Linked DNA regions of Mus musculus: region 2 is linked to region 1. Evidence: chromatin loops called from intact Hi-C (ENCODE). Cell type or tissue: heart. All regions are shown on one strand.

Region 1 (8,000 bases):
GTATGAGGGCTACTGCATACTGCTCTTGCAGAGAACCAGAATTTGGGTGCCAGCATCCATATGGCAGCCCAATGCCACCTGTAACTCCAGTTCCAGGGGATCCGTTGCCCTCTTCTGACCCCTGGTAGCTCCTGCATGCACATGGTAAATAAACTCATACAGGCACATGTAATTTTCAAGATGTATTTATCTGTATGTATTCGGGTGGTTTTGTTTGCGTGTATGTCTGTGCACCATAGGAGGAAGCCAGAAAAGAGCTCTGGATCCCTGAGTCTGGGGTTACAGACGGCTGTGAGCTGCCTGGTCGGTCGTGGGAACCGAATCAATCCCAAGTCTACTCCAAGGATAGCCAGGGCTCTTCACTGCTAATCCCTGCCACTAGCTGCTACATCATTTTTTTTTTTGAAACCTTAAAATATATATTTGAAATTTGGGGTGTATCTCAGTGGCAAAGCACTTGCTTAGTATGTTTAACATGTAATACCAGGAACGAGAGAAACAAATTTATTATTTAAGTGGCGAGTCTGTGAGTGTTGCTGACTGTATTAGTGGGACATAGCATGCCAGCTTTAGCTAACCTGACACCTAAGGGAGCCAGCCGGATAGCTTTCTCTTCTAAGAACAAAGCAGAGATATCTGTAGTCATTAGCATAAAGGTGACTTAGCCAGACAATCAATCTATTCTATAGATAGTATTCCCTCAAAACAACAACAGCAGCAGCAAAGAGAACTACAAAAACAACAACACACACACACCCTATACCTTATTTAAAGGTCTCAGTTAACCATATTTTTAACCACTGAGCCATCTGTCCATTCCCTAAACTGCTTTCACCTAAATTATCAAAATTGTCCCTCAACTCACTAGGCGTATACATAGGCTGTTTAAACACAATGAGGTAGGGGACAGGGAATCAAGTTCACCACGAGAATATGAGATCTGCCTGAAACAAAATTTTAAAAGGAAAAAGGACTTCAATGTGCTCATATGAACATTACCTGCCGTGTTCTTCTAAGGGACAGGGTTCATCTAGTGGTGCTTTCTAACCCATTCTGCTCTCTGGTTATAAAATATTACCCGAACCCTAAAAGGAGGAGGGGGAGCAACCAATCTATGATTAAAACGCAGAAGGCTTCTCAGAACCCTCAATTGTGAGTCATTTGGAGATGCGTTTCCTCCCCACAGAAGTAAGCAGTTTAGGACGGCACACTCCACTTCACACCTACCCTGACAGGGAAAGAGGCTCATGTAAATCATGAAGACAGCGCCTGCCCGGAGCTGTTACACGGGCTGCTCCACCTGTGGTAGGTAAGGTCCAAGCACTGAGTGTTACCAAGCCAGCTCAAGGACGTAAAGAGTATGCTCTGTGGCTGTTTTCTCCTAAGGCTCTTTAAACAATGCCTGTCCCTGTCTCTGTTCCCCACTCTCTAATTATCTTTTACAACAATGTAACAATAATTTAGTAGCACTATGTACTGTCACTTCTCCATTAGCAAACACCAGGACCTGCTGAGTAATTACGGAATAACCCCATAATGAAATGCGGTGGAGACTTCTAATTAAATTTTAACGTTGCCTAGGATGGTTCTATTTTAAAATGAGAATTTTCCAGCCGGGTGTTCTAATGAGTTATCAGAATGTATTACCCCAAAAAAACCCTGAAGATGGACATTGTATATTAGCACCAGTGGGTACATGTGTGGGGACATTTATAGTCAAAATTATACACTCAACTTCTATAGTTGACAAATAACAGCACATGAGACTGCCGTAACAATGGGGACAGATACTTGTGAAAGCTCCTATCTTGGTTACTCTTTGGCGTGTCAGTCATTAATCAGCTCAAAGCTGTCTGCCCTGAACATGGACTCACAGAAGTCAATCAGGAGCCCACAAAGCCTATGCCATCCCACAGCCTCCAAAAGCTCCCTGGCCCCAACAGTAGGCTCTGCCCTGTTCTATTAGACCTATCCACATTCTGTTCCTGTCTCTCTCCATCCACACATCCCCTTCTGGGACTTTTCTGAAAATCCCTTTGGCATTGACTGAGGTTAGACATGGTGATCAGTCCTTGCCAGTTCTCTTTTCCTTGTGGGAGAAGGTCACTGCCATCTCTTCTCCTTTTACCTCAGTGCAGTGAAGGCCCGCCTCCGTTTTCAGCTGGAATCAGCTGTAACCTAGTTACTGATGTGATCAGCAGCGTCTGAAGAGAGCTTACTCGCTTCAGAGTAAAGCTGAGGGTTTTATGAGATACACACCGTCCTCACCTGCTTCCGTGCCCAAGCCCTCCGCTGAGGACTGCATCTCTGTGTTACCTGTGCGGGTCCAGAAGGACAGCACTGAATCACTGTCTCCTTTGGCACAGGGAAGGTTAGGACACTGCTGGGTGGCAACTTGTCTTTGGAACCCCACAGCGGTTCTCAAGCTGTTTTAATTTTGATACAAATTTGCTGTTTGGCATTAACCTGTGTAAATAAGATCTCACTTCTTTGTTTTGTTTTGCTTTGAAACCGACTCTTGCTATGCAATCCAGACTGGCTCCAATTCCTGCTCATTCCACCTTGGCTTCCTGCGTGGTGAAATTATAGCACTACATTGAACCACCACATCCAGCCTTTACTTCTTATTTTAATTAGTATATTACTGATTTTTACAGAACTTCAAAGGCCTTCAGTGTTACCGACGTCTAATCCCTAGGATCTACAAACAGCAACGGGAGCTGACTGTGGGTACAATGTACAATGTCGCCAGGGCAGTGAAAGTAGGCAGCTCAAGTCCCATCACACTCCACACTCAACCTAGAAAAACCTGCTTTCTTCCTTTCTTTTACTAATTAAGTGATTAAATGTATTTATTTATTTACTTAAATTTCTTTTGTAAGCAGGATCTCTCTACACAGCCCTGGAACTCACTATGTAGACTAGGCTGGTCTGGAACCCACAGAGATCTACCTGCCTCTGCCTTCCAATGCTGGGATTAAAGGTATGTGTCATCGCTCCTGGCTTAAATAGGGTTTTAAATATTAAAATATAATTATATCATTTTCCCCTACACCTCCCTCCCTCCAACTCCTCCCACACACACACTTGCTCTCTCGCTCTCTCTCTCTCATTCATGGCCATGGCTTCTTTTTCTTTGCTGTTATGTATACACAAACAGCAACCTACTCAGTCCATACAATGTTACTTGTATGCAAATGAGTTCAGGGCTGATCACGTGGTACTGGATAAGCAATGAGGGCTCTTTCCTCGGGAAAACTATTTCTCTCACTCTCGTTCCGTCGTTGCCCTTGGTTGTTTGTCCCATGAGATCTCCCCTTCCATGTTACACGTCTGTTGATGTCTTCCTTGTCCAGGTCTTCCTTAGGCTACATATTGTAGGCATTCCACGAGAGAAGCTTCTCTGAAGAAGGGTAAGAGGTAAATGTATTTGTGGGTAAAAGGATAACTATTCAGAATGCAGTTTGGAATTACGCTGGTGTGGTAAAGTGACCGTTGTAGGTTTCCTCAGTTGGCTAGGCTTCCAGTACCAGGCATGGCTTCCTCTTGTCCAACGGGCCTTAAGTCCAGCTAGAGAGATGTTGGTCACCACCGAGGTATGAGTGACACTATCGTGCATACACCATGCTGGTCCCTGTAGTCAATCATACTTGGGTAGGATGGTTGGTGGCTTCTAGTTTACATATTGCCTTCTGGTTTCATGAAAGCCAGCCCTTGGGGCTAAAGACTGAGTTATGTCAAATCAACTCAGATTCTCTAGGTTCTGGGTCCAAAGTGCATGGTGTCTTCAGCAACAGGGATTTATGTTCAACCTTTGAGAGGCAACCAAGGGCAAAAAGCAATAGTCCATAAATGGTGTGGGAGCCTCTCGGACTCCCTTGACTAACAACTAGGAAGGGGTTTCTCATGCCTGTTACTGGGGGCTTTGTCTAGATAGACTATGACTCTTGGGGTGGAGGAACATTGTCAGCCCAGGTGTGTGTGTGTGTGTGTGTGTGTGTGTGTGTGTGTGTGTACATTGACTTATATGCATTATATGTAATTTTAGAGCTGGAGAGATGGCTCAGCTGTTAAAGGCTAGGCTCAAACCCAAAAATGTATTATGTATAATTTTATATAACTGATTCCTTATGACTTTAATGAAACCCTTACTATTACTTTATCCTCCTTCTTTCCGCTCAAAAAGGCAACTCTTATTTGTAGGCCAAGTTTCAATGTCTGAACATGGTGATCACATTTTTTTACTGGTCACACATACACACACACACACACACACACACACACACACACACACTGTCATGGGAGGTATTTATAGTCCTCAGAGGCCCACAGAGACTCAGTTAGATCTCTGGTGCTCCCACTGTGGTCTTCTCTGCAGACTGACAGCCTTTCTTTCCCTTCCTTCCTTCTCTTTCATGCACAGCTTCCTGAGACCATCTCCCGCATACATTAAATCTTCATGTGTATCCAGGAGGTCTAACCTAAGCCTCCACCTATAGACAGAGGTTGCCATAAACTTGGAAGCCAGTTTCCCTAAGCATGGGTGCCATGATCGAGTGTCCAGAGAGGCGCTTTCTTCTGAGGTCTCTTGCCCTGAGCAGTAGATAACTGTCTTCCTTTTAAATCTTCTTTGTCTTTCAGTTGGAACCAGCCTACTAGCGCCAACAAAAACCAGGAGGGAAGATAGCATCCCGTGTAGCACAGGCTAGGCTTTAAGTTTACTCTGTAGAAGAGGATGATGTAAACTCCTGATCTCCCTGCCTCTGTCCCAGCGCTGGATTATGCGCATGACCCACCACTCCTACTTTCTCTCCGTGCTGGGGATCAAAGCCACGCCTCATCCACGCTAAGCAAACACTCTTACAAAGGAGCTGCACTCCTAGGCCCCCTGGGAGTTAAATATATTCTTTCTATTTTGGGCTGATGCAATTTTATTTTGAGACCATGAGAATCTGAGATAATGGGAAATTCCAGGGAAGTTATGCCAAATATCTGCCAAAAACATGTTGGTCTTAACTTAGCCCAACCAGTATGCAAAACAAGTCAAGCCTAATATGCTGTGAGAGAGACCCTGTTGGAGACCTGAGCGGCTCAGCTCCAACACACTACGAGGGTCACAAAGAAAATACTAGCATTGCTGCAGTTAAGAATTAACCTAAGTAAATGCAAACCCTGTGATTCTGATATGTCATTTATATCCTCATGGGGCGAGGCCATTCTAATCTTTCCAGGATGCTCAGACATTGCACTGAAGCCTGTATCCTAAGATCTCCTCATTTCCAGCCACATAGGATGCATGATGACTCCAAGTCCCTCATAGCTGTGGGTTGGGGGTGGGGAGTGGGGTGGGATAGAAGTAGGAGGAGAATGGAAAGAGAGAAAACTAGTAACCATTTCTTTTATTGGGCTGAAATGAAAAAGATCATTTCCAATCTGGAGAGATGGTTCAGTGGTCAAGAGCACTGATTGCTCTTCCAGAGGTCCTGAGTTCAAATCCCAGCAACCACATGGTGGCTCACAACCATCTGTAATGAGATCAGATGACCTCTTCTGGTGCGTCTGAATAAAGCTACAGTGTACTTACATATAATAAATAAATAAGTAAAACTTAAAAAAGAAAAGAAAAGAAAATGATCATTTCTGAGAATATTTCCAGGCTAGTTAGTACACAGATATTATCAACCCCTTGGACGTTTAACTCTGAAACTTAGTACCTGGAAAGAAAATGACAACAAACACAAGAAAAATATTCACACCAGGGAGATCCTGAGAGAAGCTGCACAGAGTACAGCAGAAGGTGAGAGAGAAGATAACTCCTGAGAAAGGCTAGCTGGTTCTTCCTTCCAGCCTCTGCTCTGACTCTCTGAGCCGCACCCACCAATTGTTGACCCTATCCACATTTCCTTCCCCACTAGATAGCAGATTGCTCACTCATCAACGAAGACCTTGGCATAGTTAAACAATTTACCGATGTTTGATTAATTATAGTAAACAAATAGATGATGAAATGTTTCTATTTGTTTTTTTTATCATTAACAATGTATTTTGGCTACCAAAATCAGCATTCCATCCAAAAGGCATCATGAGAGCTTCTTTAGATTCCTCCCCCTCCCCAAAATGTTATATAAGGCTATTGCAGTGCTCTTGGCTTCCTACAGAACTTGATAGTAAGATCCTATTAAAGACACCACATATTCAAGTCACAGGAAAATAAGAAATCAAACTGGTACAGGCCTGGAAACTTCATCCTCTTTGGCCTAGCTGGATGGTGCTATACATGGCAGAGTAGAAAACTGTCTTATCCAGAGAGCTAAATACTGCCTGGCCTGTCGGGTACACCCACTGCTGGTGCAATCGTGGCACGAGTGGTAATGGGAGTGACCAACTACTTTCTGCTTGGATTTAAAACCTTCTCCGTGAGATGGAACTCATGGCTAGTATCGTTAAGTAGGCCAAGAAGCTGTAATAGGAGAGCCTATTAATCTGCTAAGGGGACAGATTATTAAACCGCCCCAAGCAATAATCTGTCTAACCAATGAGCTAGTGCATCATCTCTCAACCTTCAGCAGAGAGGCTTCTTTTGTGAGAGGTGGCCATTAAGAAAGAGACCCACAACTGGTCAACATGAAGAGCATGGGAGAATACAGACTGCTCAGTGATAATTGGAGTAACTGGATCACACCCTGTTTTAGTTTTACTGTTGCTATGATAAAAGCACTGGCCCAAAGCAACTTGTGTAAGGAAAGGGCTTGTTGGACTTATAGGTTATAGACAATTTAGTCTGGATGCTCCCTGTGAGTGACTGGTCAGAAAAGCAGCAGGCAGAGTCTCTGACAAGAACACAGGCTTCTGACAGTGCCCTGGGTTGCCCACCACAGCCCAGTGGTGAGACCCAAGTGTGGGAAGTCAGCACATACTTTGTCTCAGGACACAAAGAAATCAGTCTGGATTTGGATTCCTCCCTGACAGCTAGCCTCCACATTGCTAGAAACTTCCATAACTGAGGGGAAAGGTCATTCAGTCTTGCCTAGGGATGGATCTTGGCAGAAGTGCCCACTGGGATAACAGGTGACATGACTGCTATGTGGTAACCAGCTGCTTTCAGATGGAATTGGAGGCCTGCTCCACAGGAGGGAATTCACACCAAGTACTGGAAGTCAGAAACGGCTGGCTGGGGAAGGTCGTGGCCCCAAGGGAAGAACTTCTTTGGCTAAATGGACATAACGCTGCCTTCCAAATATCTGTGTTCGGACCCATGCAAGAGTTGCTTTCAGCTTTGACCAGAGAAGCTTCCCCAGGTATTGAGAATAAGTGAGTGTGGAGGGCTCATCCCTCAGCATCTAAGCCATCTTTCCAAAGCTCAGGGAACATTGTGGAAGAGGGGGCTGAAGGCATGTGTCTTAGTTAGGGTTTTACTGCTGTGAAGAGACACCATGACCAAGGCAAGTCTTATAAGGTCAGCATTTAATTGGAGCTGACTTACAGGTTCAGAGGTTCAGTCCATTATCATCAAGGCGGAGCATGGGCAGGATCCAGGCAGGCATGGTGCAGGAGGAGTTGAGAGTTCTACATCTTCATCTGAAGGCAGGTAAGAGAAGACTCTTGCTTCTAGGAAGCTAGAATGAGGGTCTTAAAGCCCACACCCACAGTAACACATCTACTCCAACAAGGTCACACCTACTAATAGTGCCACTCCCTGGGCCGAGCATATACAAACCATCATAGAGGTAAGAACTGAGTGATAGGGAGAAAAGGCAAGAAATGCTTTCTGGACAGAGCACAGCTGCTTCGACCATAAACTCATCACAACTGTGATGGCCAGAATTGGGCCTGGGTAAGTCTGGGCCTGTTTACACTCAATCATGGATGCAAATGGGGCTTATGAGAATCCGTCCCCTCCCTTCAGAAGTATAATGTCTTTTAATGGGTTCTGGGGAAAGGGGAGTTACTTCCTTTGGTAATAAAGCCTCTGGTGATTCCAGTGTGCCCCATTGGATAGC
Region 2 (8,000 bases), 90 kb before region 1:
TATGGAACTTTAGGGAACACAGTTTATACATTTTTTAACATCCAAAAATACATAAGGTTTTGCCTGAATAGATAAAACCGTTATGAAATAAGTCTTCAAAACACAGACAGGTTTCTGGGTTTTGGTTTGGTTTGGTTTTGGTATTTTACATTTCTTTATTTAGTTTGTAATAAAGGAGGGTGCGGCATACGTGTGAAGGTCAGAGGTCAACTGGACAGCTGGAGTCAGTTCTCTCTACCACGGTGTTCTGAGGATTAATTCATGTCATCTGACTTAGCGTCGGGTCAAAATATGTCCTATCTGCTTAGGGGTTTCTAATTTTAGTTTTTAAATATAAGGAAGATGGCCAGCAATGCTTCTATTTATTATGAAGAGCCACTATCTGCCTCACTTATAATTTATAATGCATTACCATGCTGTTCCCAAACAGATATTGGATGTGGGTACGCATGGTTGGAGTGGTCATATGAAATGAAGATTATAACCCAGGAGAACATTAGAATGTTTTATATTCATGATCCCACTGAGCCAGAAACTGAAGTCTGTGCAGGCAGGCTGCCCTACAGAGGCAGGGGAGAGAAGGATAAGAGACTAATAGGCTACAGAAGAGAGATTTAGCAAGGAACTGGGAAGAGAGAACAAAAACCCTTGGCCAGAGAATGTCAGAAAATCACTCCTGAGGCTGCCAGTCAAATACCCAGAGTCCATACATGTCAAGTCAGATGGATTCAAATCCTGTTCCCACACTCACTAGATGTGTGACCACAGGCAGTAATTTCACTAAGCCCCTGATATCAGGACAGTGATTGTACTTGCTAGGTGAAGCGATAGCATGTCCAGAACTAGGGTTGTTTTATTTTGTTTTGTTTTGTTTTTGGAATGATTAAAAGCATCACGGGCTACTTGTGCATTCTAGGTTCTGCCGCTGAGCTACATTCCAGGACATTTATATGCAGACATAAAATATATACATATATCTCAAATACACATCCATTCCAAGCGTAAAATCAGTAAATTCTATACACTTTAGCCAACAATAGCATTTTCTCAAGCTAGTCTGAGGATTTTAGTTAAAATTCAAACCACATCTTATCGAGTCTGTCTCATAGTTAAGCTGGTCTTGTAACTTACTATCATATAAAAAACTGCCCCCAAAGCTTAATGAGGTGATCAACCAAGTTGCTGGGAGGTGATGGGTCAGCTCAGTGGTTCTTGCTTGGAGCACGTTAGATTCAAGACCAAATGCAACTGGACCCATGTCATCTGCAGGATTAACGCACACGCCTAGTGACTATACTTAAACACACAGTGGCTTCCTGCTTATCAGCCTTCAAAAGGTCTCTCCTTATGGGAAGACTGGGACAAAACGAGCCAGTTGGAAACAGCAGGCAGGGTGCCGATAACATGGTGCACTCAAGGTAGACTAGCTGTTGTATAGTCTCTGCATTCCCCAAAACCATATTCAAAGAGTCAACAGAGGCTACAAAGCTGCTTGTGATGTGGAAGCACAATGATGTCATTTCTGTCCTGTCAGTCAGGGCTAGTCACAGTCCAGCCTGTGACAGATTAGATAAGGAAGTGAAATGGGTCATACTTGTCAGGGGGAATGGCATGTGTAAGTAAAGAGGAAACAGCTTACAGATGCTCTGTCAGAGGTCCCACATGTGTCACACAACCCTCTCTAACTCCAGCCTCAGAGGATCTGATGCCCTCTTCTGGCCTCCTCGGGCAGTGCACTTCCGTTCCTTCCTCCTATCTCCTTCGAAAGCATAAAAGACAGCGCAGACAATGAAGGTAGTAGGTCCTGAGTAAAATACCCTAGGTGATTGTCTTAAATATCTTATTCATTTATTCTTATTTTACGTGTATGGGTGTTTTGCCTGCAGGTATGTCTGGGCACCACATGCGTTCAGTGCCCGAGGAGGCCAGAAGAGGGTGTCAGATCCTCTGAGGCTGGCGTTACAACAGAGGGTTGAGTGACACCACGTGAGTCCTCTGCCAGAGCGTCCAGGGCTCTTAACCTCCAAGCAGTCTCTCCTGCTCCTGTATTCAAATTTCAAACATCATTGTTCTACAAATAATATTCGTTAATTTTTTTTTGCAAATTAGTATATAAACCTAAGTAAATAAAATAAATGAATCCCCACCATGCTGGGCTGGGTACCAATGACGGTCCTCTCTGCCTGATTGGCAGACACCGCTGTTCAGTTTTCTCTCCTTTGACTAGTAACTTGGCTCAGGGAAGTTAATCAAGTGAGCCGAGGAGTCAGGAGCCTGCTCCCAGATGTCACAGCAGACCCGGGGCTTAGATAGTAAGTGGGCTGGAGGAGACAGATTATTTGAGCAGATGCCACATTCAAGTTGTAGATGGGAGCAACTGCTGTCCTATTTGCTCAGGTGATTGACAGTCATAAATGGAGCAGCCCGCATTGAGACTCAGCCCCAGGACACTAACACCAGTGATGATAGCTAATCAGATATGGAAGGTGACACTGTGTCTCTAATTTTACAGGATGAAAGCCGCGCGTTCCTCCCCACCACAGTTTACTCCAGATCTTCAAGGGCCCATGGCCTCATTCCTATTCCCGATATCAAAAAGAGCAAAACAGAACAGCAGGCAGGCCTTACTCAGTTCCCTGTGTCACATATCCCAAAGGCCCAGGCTTCACTAGCTTAAAATCACAAAATAAAGTTACAATCCTCCCCAGTTATTACTTTTAAGAGGTTTATTTACTTTCATTTTAGGTTCATCTATTTCTTGCATCGTGTATGTGTCCCACATGCATTTCCAATGCCTATAGAAGCCAGAACATATGGCGTGCCACCATATGGGTGCCAGGAGCCAATCCCAGGTCCTCTGGAAGAGCAGCCAGTGCTCTTAACCTCTGAGACGTCTCGCAGCCCCAAAGGTGCATTTCTTTATGACATAAAAGCTATCTTCAGTTCGCAATTTCTCTCGGGAGAGGAGGGTCTCTCCTCCTGCTCCTCTCGGCCCCGTAGAACTGTTTCTCACTCTAGAATGGTGACTTGCTGGCTGACACCTAGAAGACGCTTATTGCTGCCACCGCCGCTGTTGAGGACTTTAGAGTCCTTGAGCTTTCTTTTCTTTACATCTGCTTGTTTTTTTGTCTTTTGTTTTTGTTTTATTTTAAACTGTCCCATTATGCTTCTAGGATACACTCTTCCTCTGGCTTTTCTTAGTGAATACAGAAACTAAGAACGTGCGCGCACACGTGCATACACACACACACACACACACACACACACACACACTATATTTGCTTGATATATTGTTTTAATATATTTTTAATTTTTTTCAGGGGTGGTGTGCAGTGGTGGCGCACACCTATAATTCTAGCACTTGGGAGGCAGAGGCAGGTGGATTTCTGAGTTCAAGGCCAGCCTGGTCTACAGAGTGAGTTCCAGGACAGCCAGGACTACACAGAGAAACCCTGTCTCGGAAAAAATAAAATAAATAAAATAAAATAAAAGTGAGGGTGGGGGGATTTTAAATAATGAATTTAAAGAATCTGGGCAATAGACACAGTCCTCCAGTGTACTAGCTAAATTCCTCCACTAGGGGCTCCCTGGAATAGCCTTCTGTTCATGGATCAGACAGAAGGTTGAATTCCCCTGCTCCTTACTTGGCTCTTAAACTTGTCTGGTCCTAGATCCTGATTCTTTTTAAGACTGATTGACAGTGGCAATGCCACCAAACAAGGCATTATCTCTGGAGACTTCTGTCTGTCTCTCTGTAACTTCCGTAAACGATCCAGTCCGGTGTGATGAATATTTTCTAACCCGATATCGTGACAATTCTTAGGGGCTGGTGCCAGAGAAGAGGAAAAGCCTGTGGCTGGATGATATCCGTGATTGGATGATACGCTTATGAGTGTTGTAGACCATCCATCTAAGCTGTAAGTCCCCAAACATCATGTTGACATTGGCCCTGGTTTAAGTCTTTCTTCTCTTCCATCTCCTCCTCCTCCTCTTCTCTAAAGCATCAGTGAGGAGAGGGGATGCTGATGAGCCACACTGCCTTGCAGACGGTGCAGAGAGCTCCATGAATGCAGCTTTTTTAAGTAATCACCTGCGTGGAGTGGACCTCAGTGATGCATTTGTAAGCTCTTGTAAGTGACCCCAACTTGGGTGAGATCTTACTTTTGTCTGTCACCAACTCCCAGGGTGACAGGTCAGGGTGAGCAGACACTTTTCACATCTTCCTAGGAACATGGGTCTCACACGGCACTTGTCTTTCCGTCCAGCTGTCCACCAACTGGAAGAGGGCAGACTAAGTAGCAGGTGAGTGGGGGACTCCTGCCTGTCCATGGATTCAAAGACTTCAGAGTTGAGGAATGCAGAGCAGGGGTGCATTCACAAAGCTACAAAGGGACTGGAGGAATGAACTGCAGGACTTCTCCTCTAAGCTTTACAGCCTGTGAGTCTCCTTTCCTCAACAGACAAAATCCCTAAGATTATAGGCATGTGAGCACCAAAGCTTTGTGTCCGTAGGTGCTTGGCCTTGTTGCTTTGGGTCGGAGGCAGCACATAGTGGAGGTAGCAGGTTGTAGAGGAGGCTGCTCATGGTATAGTGCCCAGGAAACAAAATAACAAGGAGAAGCCAGCCACTGACATCCCTCTCAGGGCTCTAACCCAGAAGCTTGACTCTCTTCTAAAGGTCCCGCCACCTCCCAGGAGCACCACAGCTCCTGCTGCTCTTGCAGCTATGCTGTAGACCAAGGACAGCAGACAGGGGTGGCAGATGGGCACATCAGGGACACATAAGATCCAGCACAACAGGGCTGGAGAGATGGCTCAGCAGTTAAGAGCTGACTGTTCTTCCAAGGTTCTGAGTTCAAATTCCAGCAACCACATGGTGGCTCACAACCATCTGTAATGAGATCTGATGCCCTCTTCTGGTGTGTCTGAAGTCAGCTACAGTGTACTTAGATATAATAATAAATAAATCTTTAGGCCGGACTGAGTAGGGCCGGAGAGAGCAGAGCTGACTGGAGCGAGCAGAGATCCTGAATTCAAATCCCCAGCAACCACATGATGGCTTACAACCATCTGTACAGCTACAGTGTACTCATATACATAAAATAAATAAATAAACCTAAAAAAAGAAAAGATCCAACACAACAGTGAGTAAAGTCACAGCAGCTCTTCAAACCCAAGGCACAAATAACACAGCTGTAGTAGTGACTAATCTAACATTAGTATAGCCTAGTGATACATAATGTTATGTTATAGTATATAATTATATGTGTGTGTGTGTGTGTGTATAATTATACTATTTATACTATATTATATAATAACTATAATATATTAACTTATGTTATATGTATCATTATATGTATATAATATGTTGAGTTTTCCAACTCAGAAGAAAAAATTTAAAACTCAAAGATAAACCCTTCTCCTCCTCCTCTTCTTCCTCCTCCTCTTGCTCCTCCTCCTTCTTCTTCTTTCAGACAGGGTTTCTCTGTGTAGCCCTAGCTGTCCTGGAGCTCACTCTGTAAACCAGGCTGGCCTTGAACTCAGAAATCTGCCTGCCTCTGCCTCCCAAGTGCTGAGATTAAAGGTGTGCACCACCACTGTCCAGCAAGATAAAGGCTTCTTACATAGCACACTCACAAACCGAGGTAAGTGACATTTCTTCCTCTACCGTTACATGGGTCCCACTGAGCATCTTCCAGGTTTCCTTTGTTGTTTTTGATAAAGCAGGGCTCTCTTGGTTACTCCATTTTCTTCTGGAGTGGGGAGAGGGAAGGCTGCCCACAGCCTTGTTGTAGTAATTATGTAATCTCAGTCAGGGGTTTCTACCTCACCTTTCATCATTCAGCTCCCAGATAAAAGATACACAGTGTGTATATTTATAAGGAACCTTTAAAGCAGAAGAGCTGGGCAGATGCTGCCCTCTGTGCTAGTCTGTCTACTTCCCTATCAATAACCCCGAGTTATAACTGCCATGTTGCATCTGGGCTGCTCTTAACTCCAATTGGCCAGCCCTCATGGCCATGTTTTCATGACTCACCTCCCCCACAGTGTCTTATCCTCTCTCCACCTTCTCCCTTCCTTTGTGGTCTCTCCCTAGACCCCAAGGCTGGGAACTCGAACCCTGCCTATCTCTTTTCTGCCCCACCTGTCTTCTCTATTGCCTGTAGGCATCTTTATTCACCAATCAGGGATAACATGGGGGGGGGGCAAGGTCACATAGCGTCACTTGTACATGTGCAGATTCTCCATTCCCTGGGGACAGCCAGGCCTTGGGGGACAGTAGTTATCGTTATAGCAAAAGACCAAACCTCAACATACCCCTGTTTCCACCACAGTCCATGGATCACCTTGCCAAACTGGAAAACTGGATCACAGAACATAGTGTTATTGCTTTATTAGCAACATTCAGTCACATCAAGGTAAACTGACCATTGACATTTCAAAAGATCTAAGCCAATTTTCTTCTGGCAATTTTAAGGTTCATGAGCAACGAGCAACTTTTTCAGCCACAACACCTAGCGATGAGTCTCCATCACGAGGCCCAGAACACTAGAAAAAGCTGTCAAATCTCTGAGTCTTTTTCCCCTTCCTCTGACTGACTGGCATGGACCATCTGCGTTGCCATGGAGAGACGGATGCATACGGAGCCCTGTTACAGAGAAATGAGTGCCTTTTGACAGGGAACCTGCGGTTCCACAAACCTGTCGACATCTTGTGTCTATCAGAGCAGACAGCTTGGGCACATAGGCATATTTCCCGGGAACACTTGCCTCAAGTTTCTACAGGTCTTTCATTCTTGTTTGTTTAACAATGTAGCTCAAATGTATCTCCAGCTCCTGCCAGCTGGGCCCTGGATCTAGGTCCTTCTTAAAGCAAAAGAGAAGCTAAATGCTTTCCGCTGTTTGTCATACCTCAAATCACTTTGTTGAACACAAAAATGAAGCCTTCAATGTATGGGGGGTAGGGGTGGGGGAGAGTGCAGTAAAGAAACTGCCAACATGACTGCTCCATGGTTGGGAAGGGGTGTGTGTGTGTGTATGTGTGTGTGTGTGTGTGTGTGTGTGTGTGTGTTGGGGGGGAGGTTGACATCTGGAAGAGTTCAGAACAGTGAAAGTAGACTGAGCAAGGCCAGCAGTCTGCACATAGCCAGGGCTATCTTCAAGACAAGGGAGACTAAGCAGAGCCAGAGAGCAGAGAGAGCGTGGTGAGACCAGCAGAGGCCGTGGGGAAGCCTTGCAGGTCTTGTGTACTGGTTGGTTGTGTGTGTTAACTTGACACAATCTGGAGTTATCACAGAGAAAGGAGCTTCCCTTGAGGGAATGCCTCCATGAGATCCAGCTGTAAGACATTTTCTCAATTAGTCATCAAGTGGGGAGAGCCCATTGTGGGTGGTGCCATCCCTGGGCTGGTAGTCCTGGGTTCTATAAGAAAGCAAGCTGAGCAAGCCAGGGGAAGCAAGCCAGCAAGTAGCATTCCTCCATGGCCTCTGCATCAGCTCCTGCTTCCTGACCTGCTTGAGTTCCAGTCCTGACTTCCTTTGGTGATGAACAGCAATGTGGAATGTGTGAGCTGAATAAACCCTTTCCTCCTCAACTTGCTTCATGGTCATGATGTTTGTGTAGGAAGAGAAACCCTGACTAAGACACATTGGGAGGCAGAGGCAGGCAAGTCTCTGATTTCAAGGCCAGCCTGGTCTATGAATGAAAGATTATGGGGAGCGGGTGTGGCAGTAGTCCCAAGATGGCGCTCGGGACTGCAGCCAAGTCTTATGACTTGCACCTGACTTCCTCATACACCTGAAAATAAGCCACGTCCATCGTGAGAGCTGCGCAGGCGCACCATGATGCAAGATCAGGCCATTTGACGAAGGCCAATGAACTGAGATTACGTGGATTGGGCTGATGGGATGTGGTTGAGGGGTTATATAAGGGATTGCGATTGGGGTCTAGAGAGAGATTCCTGCTTGCATGTTGAAAGGTTCCTGAATAAACTGCTTTGAG

The links. A loop is a pair of places that touch in the nucleus more often than their neighbours do. Peaks named below come from ENCODE experiments on the same cell type or tissue, not always from the same donor. Only the 100,000 strongest peaks of a DNase experiment are listed, where the experiment ranks them.
Region 2: a loop joins it to region 1, with 2.4 times the contacts of the local background. A loop is called at or near these places in 4 of 42 quality-filtered maps.

The regions. Positions count from the first base shown.
Region 1 is chr13:58,420,299-58,428,298 of GRCm38, reverse strand. No RefSeq gene overlaps it. Among named protein-coding and RNA genes, the nearest start is that of Rmi1, 22 kb to the right of the region's middle. In heart, no CTCF peak of the experiment used is centred here; a DNase peak (open chromatin) is centred at 4,808.
Region 2 is chr13:58,510,121-58,518,120 of GRCm38, reverse strand. No RefSeq gene overlaps it. Among named protein-coding and RNA genes, the nearest start is that of Gm38494, 32 kb to the left of the region's middle. In heart, CTCF peaks have their summits at 1,759 (motif pointing left) and 3,583; no DNase peak of the experiment used is centred here; H3K4me3 peaks cover 413 bases.